Linked DNA regions of Homo sapiens: regions 1 and 2 are each linked to region 3. Evidence: chromatin loops called from intact Hi-C (ENCODE). Cell type or tissue: IMR-90. All regions are shown on one strand.

The links. Peaks named below come from ENCODE experiments on the same cell type or tissue, not always from the same donor. Only the 100,000 strongest peaks of a DNase experiment are listed, where the experiment ranks them.
Region 1: a loop joins it to region 3, with 22 times the contacts of the local background. A loop is called at or near these places in 2 of 110 quality-filtered maps.
Region 2: it touches region 3 in a loop (27-fold over the local background); 73 of 110 quality-filtered maps call a loop at or near these places.

What each region holds. Positions count from the first base shown.
Region 1 is chr6:37,302,806-37,305,305 of GRCh38, reverse strand. The region is part of intron 8 of TBC1D22B (TBC1 domain family member 22B); the gene reads right to left. Among named protein-coding and RNA genes, the nearest start is that of TMEM217B, 46 kb to the right of the region's middle. RefSeq lists a silencer at 1,076-1,125. In IMR-90, a CTCF peak has its summit at 1,206 (motif pointing left); a DNase peak (open chromatin) is centred at 1,175.
Region 2 is chr6:37,324,739-37,327,238 of GRCh38, reverse strand. All of the region lies in intron 12 of TBC1D22B (TBC1 domain family member 22B), which reads right to left. Among named protein-coding and RNA genes, the nearest start is that of RNF8, 28 kb to the left of the region's middle. In IMR-90, a CTCF peak has its summit at 1,328 (motif pointing left); a DNase peak (open chromatin) is centred at 1,308.
Region 3 is chr6:37,690,890-37,693,389 of GRCh38, reverse strand. The region is part of intron 1 of MDGA1 (MAM domain containing glycosylphosphatidylinositol anchor 1); the gene reads left to right. Among named protein-coding and RNA genes, the nearest start is that of MDGA1, 5.7 kb to the left of the region's middle. In IMR-90, a CTCF peak has its summit at 1,195 (motif pointing right); a DNase peak (open chromatin) is centred at 1,759.

The DNA.
Region 1 (2,500 bases), 390 kb after region 3:
ATATGAAGTTCACATTTTAAAAAGCAGAAAAGGAATGGCCTCTTGAGACAATAATAAAGTTTGTCCAGTTTCATCTTTGGCCTAGCCAGACAGGGAGGAACAGACTGGGCAAAGCTGATGCAAAGAGTCAGATGTAAGATGGAGGATGCCGCCTCCCAGGACTGAGCGTGGGGGGCGAGCACAATCCACAACAGCCCAGGAGCAAGACAAGACAACAGGATCCACACTACCTTTTCTTTGAAAATGTGAGTGTTGACTATCAAAAATTAACTGCACAGCTCCCTCCCTTACCTCCTTCAGGGCTCTGCTCAAATGTCATCTCCTCAGTGTGAAGGCGGCTCACCACCCGGTTTAAAACCTGCCTCCTGCTCCCACACTTGCCAGCATGGCACATCCCTGTCCCTCTTTCTTGCTTTGTTTCTATCCATAGCACTTATCTCAATCCTACAAATATCTGTTTTTTCAGTTGATTGTCTGTTTCTGCCCACCAGAAATTAAACTAAGAAAGCGATTTTTTTAAAAAAGTAGAATTACGCATAGTAAACTGCACATATGTGCACAGTTCTATGAGTCTTGACACATGTTTATGTCTATGGTTTAAAAAAAAAATGCCCCCATCCAAATAGAGAATATTTCCATCACCCCGGAAATGTTTCCTTATGCTCATTCTCAGCCCACCTCCCACCATAGGTAAACTTTGCTCTCATTTCTATCGCCATAGATAAGCTTTACCTATTTTTAACTCCATATAATGTGAATCATACAATATATATATTTTTTGGTATCTGGCTTCTTTCATTCTGTTTCATGGTTTCTGAGACTCTTCCATGTTGCTGTACTACTAATAGTACGTTCTCATTTATTGCTGAGTACTGCTCTGTGGTATGGATATCTGTTCTCATATTAGCTGATATTAGGGTTGTTTCATTTTATGTCTGTATAAAGTTGCTGTGAATATGTTTGTGCATGTCTTTTGGGGCTATAAGCCTTCATTTTCCTTGAATAAATACCTAGAAGTAGAAGGCAGGGTTTTTGTCTACTTCGTTTATGGTCATAAACCCCAGTGCCTAGAGCAGTGCCCTGCACATGTGGGTGCTCATCAAAGACTTGTTGACTAAGTGGTGGTGCTCCACCTCCATCCCTTAGGGGAGAGAGAACTTTCGGCTAATTCAGCACAGTATCAGAAAAGTGTAACTCACTGCCCTCCAGTGGCCAAGCCTAGTGAAGCTGTACTAATTTCTGAGTATTCTGCAGTTATGGAATTTTCATTCTCTCATTCATCTGGACATGTGTGGAATGCCTATTTTGGACACCAAAATGAAGGTACTGGGGATATGAAGATGTTTAAAATACTCTTTGGCCTCAAAGAATCAGAAAGTCTGGTGGCAGAGAGTAGGAGGGAAACACAAACAACTAGCGAGGTAAAGTGCCACAGGAGAAATCTACAGAGTGACAGAAATAGCACTATTAGATGCCGGGGGTCAGGGGGACCCCAGGGAAGGCTTCTAGGAGGAAGGGGAGTCTTAAAGGGTGCACAAAGATTAGCTCAGGAGATAAAGAGGTGGTGCAGGACAAGGCTTTACATTTACAATGTCCATTTTGGATTGTTGAGTTTAAGGGGCGAAGCAGGGAGCAGGTCACAGGGCCTTTACATGCCAAGTTAGAAAACCTGGACATTTAACCTATAGGTGATGGAATGCTAAGGAAGGATTTTTGTCAGAGGAGTTCTGTGGGCGAGTCTCTGTTTGAATGGTGTGCAAGATGGGTTTGAAGGAGATAAAACCGGGGGTGAGAAAACATGCTTGGCTGGTTCAGCAATCCAGGCCTGACCTAGGGCGTGCATAGTGAGAATGAAGAAGAAGCAGATTAAGAAACATTTAGGACGTAAAATCACCAGAGCTTTGTAAATGATTGGATATGGAAGAGTAAGGAAACAGAATCATGAACAATTCTTAGCATTTCTGACTTAAGTGACAGGAAATACTGCCAACTAAGAGAAAAGGGTGCCTGGGTAAGGGAAGGAGAAGAGCCAAACACCGAGTCTGAGGAGCCTAAGAATAGCAAAGATTGCCTAAAAATAACTGTTCCCTTCTTCCTCCTTGGTGACAGGACCCCTAAGTGTATTGGCCACCTAAGACAGACTGTTTCTCAGCCTCACTTGCTGCTAGGTGTGCCCACGAGATTAAGTTCAAACAAAAGAGAATCAAGCCCCAGAGTCATGCACAGCTTTCAGAAATGTTCTTAAACAGAAGAAGTATGCCTTGCTTCCTTTCCTTCTCCATACTGGCTGGAATATTGATGTGATGGCTGGAGCACAAACAGCTCTTGGATCATGAGAAAGAAACCACATGCTGAAGACTGCAGAATGAGAGAGAGCAACCTGGATCTCTGATATTTTGGAGCAGCAGATAAGCCCCAGATCACTCACCTCTGGACTTTTAATGTGAGAGAAATAAGCTTTTCTATCTTACTTAAGGAACTGTTACTTGGGTTCCCTGTT
Region 2 (2,500 bases), 370 kb after region 3:
CCAAAGTGCTGGGATTACAGGCGCGAGCCACCGCGCCCGGCCCTATCTCAACTTATTTTTTAAAATGTTGACCTTGGACCATACTACATGCCCCCACCCCCATGCCACCATGTACTCCCTGGCCTCTGGCCCCTTTTACCCATCTCTGCTGCTTCCTACCTCCTTCCCGCACCATGTCCCTATCCCACAACAACTGGAAAAGGTGTTGCCTCTTTTTGCTAACATTCTCCTCAGGTAGACCACTTGTATCCTAAGTTAGGCAGGCTCTCTTTATAATGGTCTCAGTCTTTTCTGTACCTTAGACTCTTGGGCTGTCTGGTGAACCCCATCAATCTCCTCAGAATAATGGTTTTAAATATTAATACATAAAATAAAATGCATACTAATCAATTTTTTTAAAATTTGTGATATTCACCTCTGTGTGGTAAGATTTCTTTTTCTGTTTTTTTTTGAGACGTAGTCTCGCTCCGTCACCCAGGCTGGAGTGCAGTGGCATGATCTTGGCTCACCACCACCTCCACCTCCCAGGTTCAAGCAATTCTACTGCCTCAGCCTCCTGAGTAGCTGGGACTACAGGCATGAGCCACCATGCCTGGTTAATTGTTTTTTATTTTTAGTAGAGACGGGGTTTCACCGTTAAGCCAGGATGATCTCAATCTCCTGACCTCGGGATCTGCCCACCTCGGCCTCCCAAAGTGCTGGGATTACAGGCGTGAGCCACTGTGCCCAGCCTAAGATTTCTTACTGGAATTTTCTAAATTTTTCTATGATGGTTACATACACTTGCAAACTGATAACAAACAAGAACAGCCAACAAAGGACATAGCTCTCTAGAAGAGAATACTTTTTTTTTTTTTTTTTTGAGGCGCAGTCTCACTCTGTCACCAGGCTGGAGTGCAGCAGCAATCTTGGCTCACTGCAACCTCCAACTCCCAGGTTCAAGCGATTCTCCTGCCTCAGCCTCCTGAGTAGCTGAGATTACAGGTGCGCGCCACTGCACCCAGCTAATTTTTGCATTTTTAGTGGAGACTGGGTTTCACCATGTTGGCCAGGATGGTCTTGATCTCTTGACCTCGTAATCTGCCCGCCTCAGCCTCCCAAAGTGTTGGGATTACAGGCGTGAGCCACCGCGCCCAGCCGAGAATACTCTTTGTTGAGATGAGATCTACCTATAATTTCCAATTCTTCCAGTCTTAACAGAAACCTCTCAAAAGCTTCCAAATAATTCCACCCCTGCACAAGTGAATGTCCCCACTTCCCCCAAGGGAAGTGATGCTTAGCCGTAAGGAACCACTCTGCCACCTGGTGGCTATGCCTAAAACTGCAACATCCCCACCTCTAGCCCCGACCCTAGTCTACCACCTGCTGTCCTCATGCTGCAACAATGGGAAACCCTGCCCAGTGGATTAAAAAAGTAGAAACTCACTTTGGGAGGCAGAGTTGGGTGGATTGCCTGAGCTTAGGAGTTCGCGACCAGCCTGGCTAACATGGTGAAACCCCATCTCTACTAAAATACAAAAAATTAGCTGGGCGTCATGGCGTGCCCCTGTAGTCCCAGCTACATGGGAGGCTGAGGCAGAAGAATTGCTTGAACCCGGGAGGCAGAGGTGGCAGTGAGCCAAGATTGTGCCACTGCACTCCAGCCTGGGCGACACAGTGAGACTCCATCTCAAAAAAAAAAAAAAAAAAAAAAAAAAAGTAGAAACGATAATTATGGCTGGGGGATGAAGGTGCTAATCACAAATCAGGAGCTTTTATCTAGGGGCAGAGAAGAGACACTACCGGGGCAGGGAACAACTGAAGATTTGTTACAAAGCCAGTTCATGGGAGCACTTAAGTATCACATGCAGTCAGATGAGATACTATAGTCAGGAGGAGGAGAAAGCTTGTAGGGCAAGTATCAGAAAGAGATTCCCAATTAATAGAAAGGGAGCAAACACCCTTTGTAGAAAACAGTTGGAAATGGCTGAAATAGCAGAAAAGGGCCAGGCACAGGTACCTGCTGAAAATTCACACAGGAAAAGGCAATATGGCAGAGAAGGACTTTGAGCCACATGTGATGGGTGGAAAAAAAACAATTAGGTAAGAGGCCAAAGGTAAAGATAATGGGTAATAAGCAGAGACTTTGAAAAGGGAAAGGTATAGGAAAATTCCACTGCAGACTGTCCAATAAAGGTGGGAGAATAATTGAGGAGGAAGAGGAAGAACACCAAAGATAATCAGTATAACGGCATTTATTATTTATTGAGCACTTATTACATAACAGATGGGGCTCTAGATGTTTCACATGTACTTTGTACTAGTTTGTTTAATCCTACATCTACTCTATGAGATACATATTAACTTCCATTTTACAGATGAGGAAATTGAGGCACAGAGGTTAAGGAACTTGCCTAGGGTCACAGGGTAGTGCTAGCCAGGGATTTGAGCCCAATCTGGGCATGTGCTCATAATTACTAGACTATATACTGCCTGCCCTGGTGTGAGAAGAGAAGTAAGG
Region 3 (2,500 bases):
AGATGTTGAATAATTTGACAAGAGCAACACAGCTTACAGAATTATCACTAAGTCAGGTTTTTTTCCCTCCTCTGGGGAGCACGGAGAAGGAATTTCAGGAAGTGAGTGTCCCAGTGTCATCTCCCGGGTGTTGATCTGGGTGTGGGCACTTGAGGTTTTTCACTGGAGTTCCTACCCCATGCCTTGAAACTTTGGTTTCCTGGGGCTAACAGAGGCTTGGGGTTCTCTTTTGTCCTCGAGAAGCTCCGTGCTTCTGTTCCTTCTTTCTTTTCACTTACAGAAATTGCACAAGCGAGGGGGAGCACTTTGTGTCCACAAATCCAAGCTGCTTTGTTTGCTTTGCTGGTGTTACCTCCCCATCCCAAGTTGATTTTGGCCCTTTAGCCAGTGTGAGGGGTCCCCAGACCCTTGGTGTCAGGCTGGAGAGCCCCCGCCTTAGGGTCAAGATCCTCATGATGTCCCATCCGACATTACAGGATGGGAATCTGCTTCATGGGTGGGCGGGGGCTCTAGGTCAGGGGAGGAGGTCGGTTAGAGAGGATTTTGTTAGCAGGAAAGCATCCTTGAGGGGGTGGGCAGGGGAGAGCTGAGAGCTACTTGGCTAGGCCTGGCTGTGAGCTGCTGGGACCAAGGTGGCAAAGCCTCATTTAGAGCCTGGTATATTAGCTCTGCTTTGCTGGAACATGGAGGGACAGGCTGGGGGGGAAGGGGGGTGGAATCTGTAGGGAGAATGGAGGGAGCTAATCACAGCCGCCAAGGCCCGGCAAATGAATGATGCAGGAAATCAATACCTGGGGGCGGGAGTGGAAATCCGGGCAGTGGTAGCAGCCCCAGCTTCTCCCAGCTGCCCAGGAGGCATGGGGGAGGGCCTGGGAGGAGTGAGACAGAGGCAGGAATGTGGAAGACACCCCCACCCCAAACACCACTGCCCCCACGTCCCTGCCACTCCCCCCTGCCCCCCTCCCCACTTTCATCTCATGGCTGGGCTCATGAAAGGTGGGCTAGGAGATGACCCACCCGGTGAAGACAGAGGACCTAGGAGATGAAGTCTTGGGCCTCTCAGTCCTGGAAGAGCCCTGCCTCACCTCCCACCTCCGGACATCTGAGCCTGACACGGTCCCAGGTATCGGGTGTGTGTGTAACTGCCTACGGGCCCTGCCCTGTGCGGCAGCTGCTGCCGTTCCAGATGTGGCCAGCAGGGGGAGGGCTTGGCCGCCACATTGCATCTTGCCTTTCCTGGGCTCCTGTGGGCCTCACCCTATCTGAGGGATGAGTTATGCTCATTCCTCAACCTGGGGCTGAAAAGGGTTCCTTAGGGCCTTCTGGAACTCCAAGCCTCCCTCCAGCTCCCACGTACCCACCCCGGTGTCCCTAGGCACCTGCCCGTAGCCAAAGCCGCACTTGCTGTAATCTCAGATGAATCAGGTTTTCCCTAGGCGCCAGCTGGATGCTGGGGCTCAGCTTAGCCTAGTGGGCTCTTGCTCTGGTAAGGCTGTGGCAAGGGGAATGGGGGTGCTTGTGCCCTTGCAGAAACGCCTCTGTATAAACCTGGCGCATGGCCCCTCTTCTGCATCTTCTCCCTGTGGTCAGAAGACCCTGCTTTGCAAGCATACATCTGCTGCTAGAAGGTACTATGTACCAAGGGGCTTCTCTGGTATTTAAATGCTGATACAGGAGGCAAGAGCAAGGCTTAGCTCAAAGGAATGAATATTTTTGTTTTTCAACAATGAAATCTCATTTTTCCTCAAGTCTATGAATAACACTATGAGTAACTACTATGAGTAACATGTGCTCTTTGCAAAACAATCAAGGAATACATAAAAGTATAAAGAAAGAAAGTAAACCTCACTTGATAACCCACCATTCGTTTGGTCATGGTTTTTTCAGGGATCCTTTTGTGTGAGGGGGAATGAACCTTTTAGGGAGGATTGTTGGTCAGAACAACAATCCCTTATAAGTGTGTAAGTGCCACATGACTTACCAGGCATTTTCATGCCTCTGCAGCCTTTGCTTCCATGACGTTCTGAGAGGTCAGCACAAGGGGTACTATTGTCTCCATTGAACAGATGAGAAAACTGAGGTTCCAAGAGTTTTAGTGACCTGATCAACATTGCACAGCTGGTAAGAAGTAGCCCTAAGACTCAGTCCCACCGGATCTTCTGATTTGCAGGGAAGGAAAGCAGTGTGGTGTTCCTTTCACTCATCATTCATTAAATGTTCACTGAGCCTCTACCTTGAGTAAGACTCAGTTCTGGACATTGGCAGGGCTACTGAGATGAATAAGATGGAAGGAGAAGGGGAATCACATGTAAGGTAGGGGGAGATTTTGATAAATGTCATGTAGCAAGGGCGGATAAAAGGTTGTGAGAATTTGAAGGTTGAAGTAATTGCTTCCAAGGCCTTGTGGAAAAGAGAGCATTTGAACTGGCCTTGACAAATAGAAGTAAGGATTGAGAGGGGCATTCCAGGTGGAGGGCACATTGTGGCAAAGGCCTGGAAG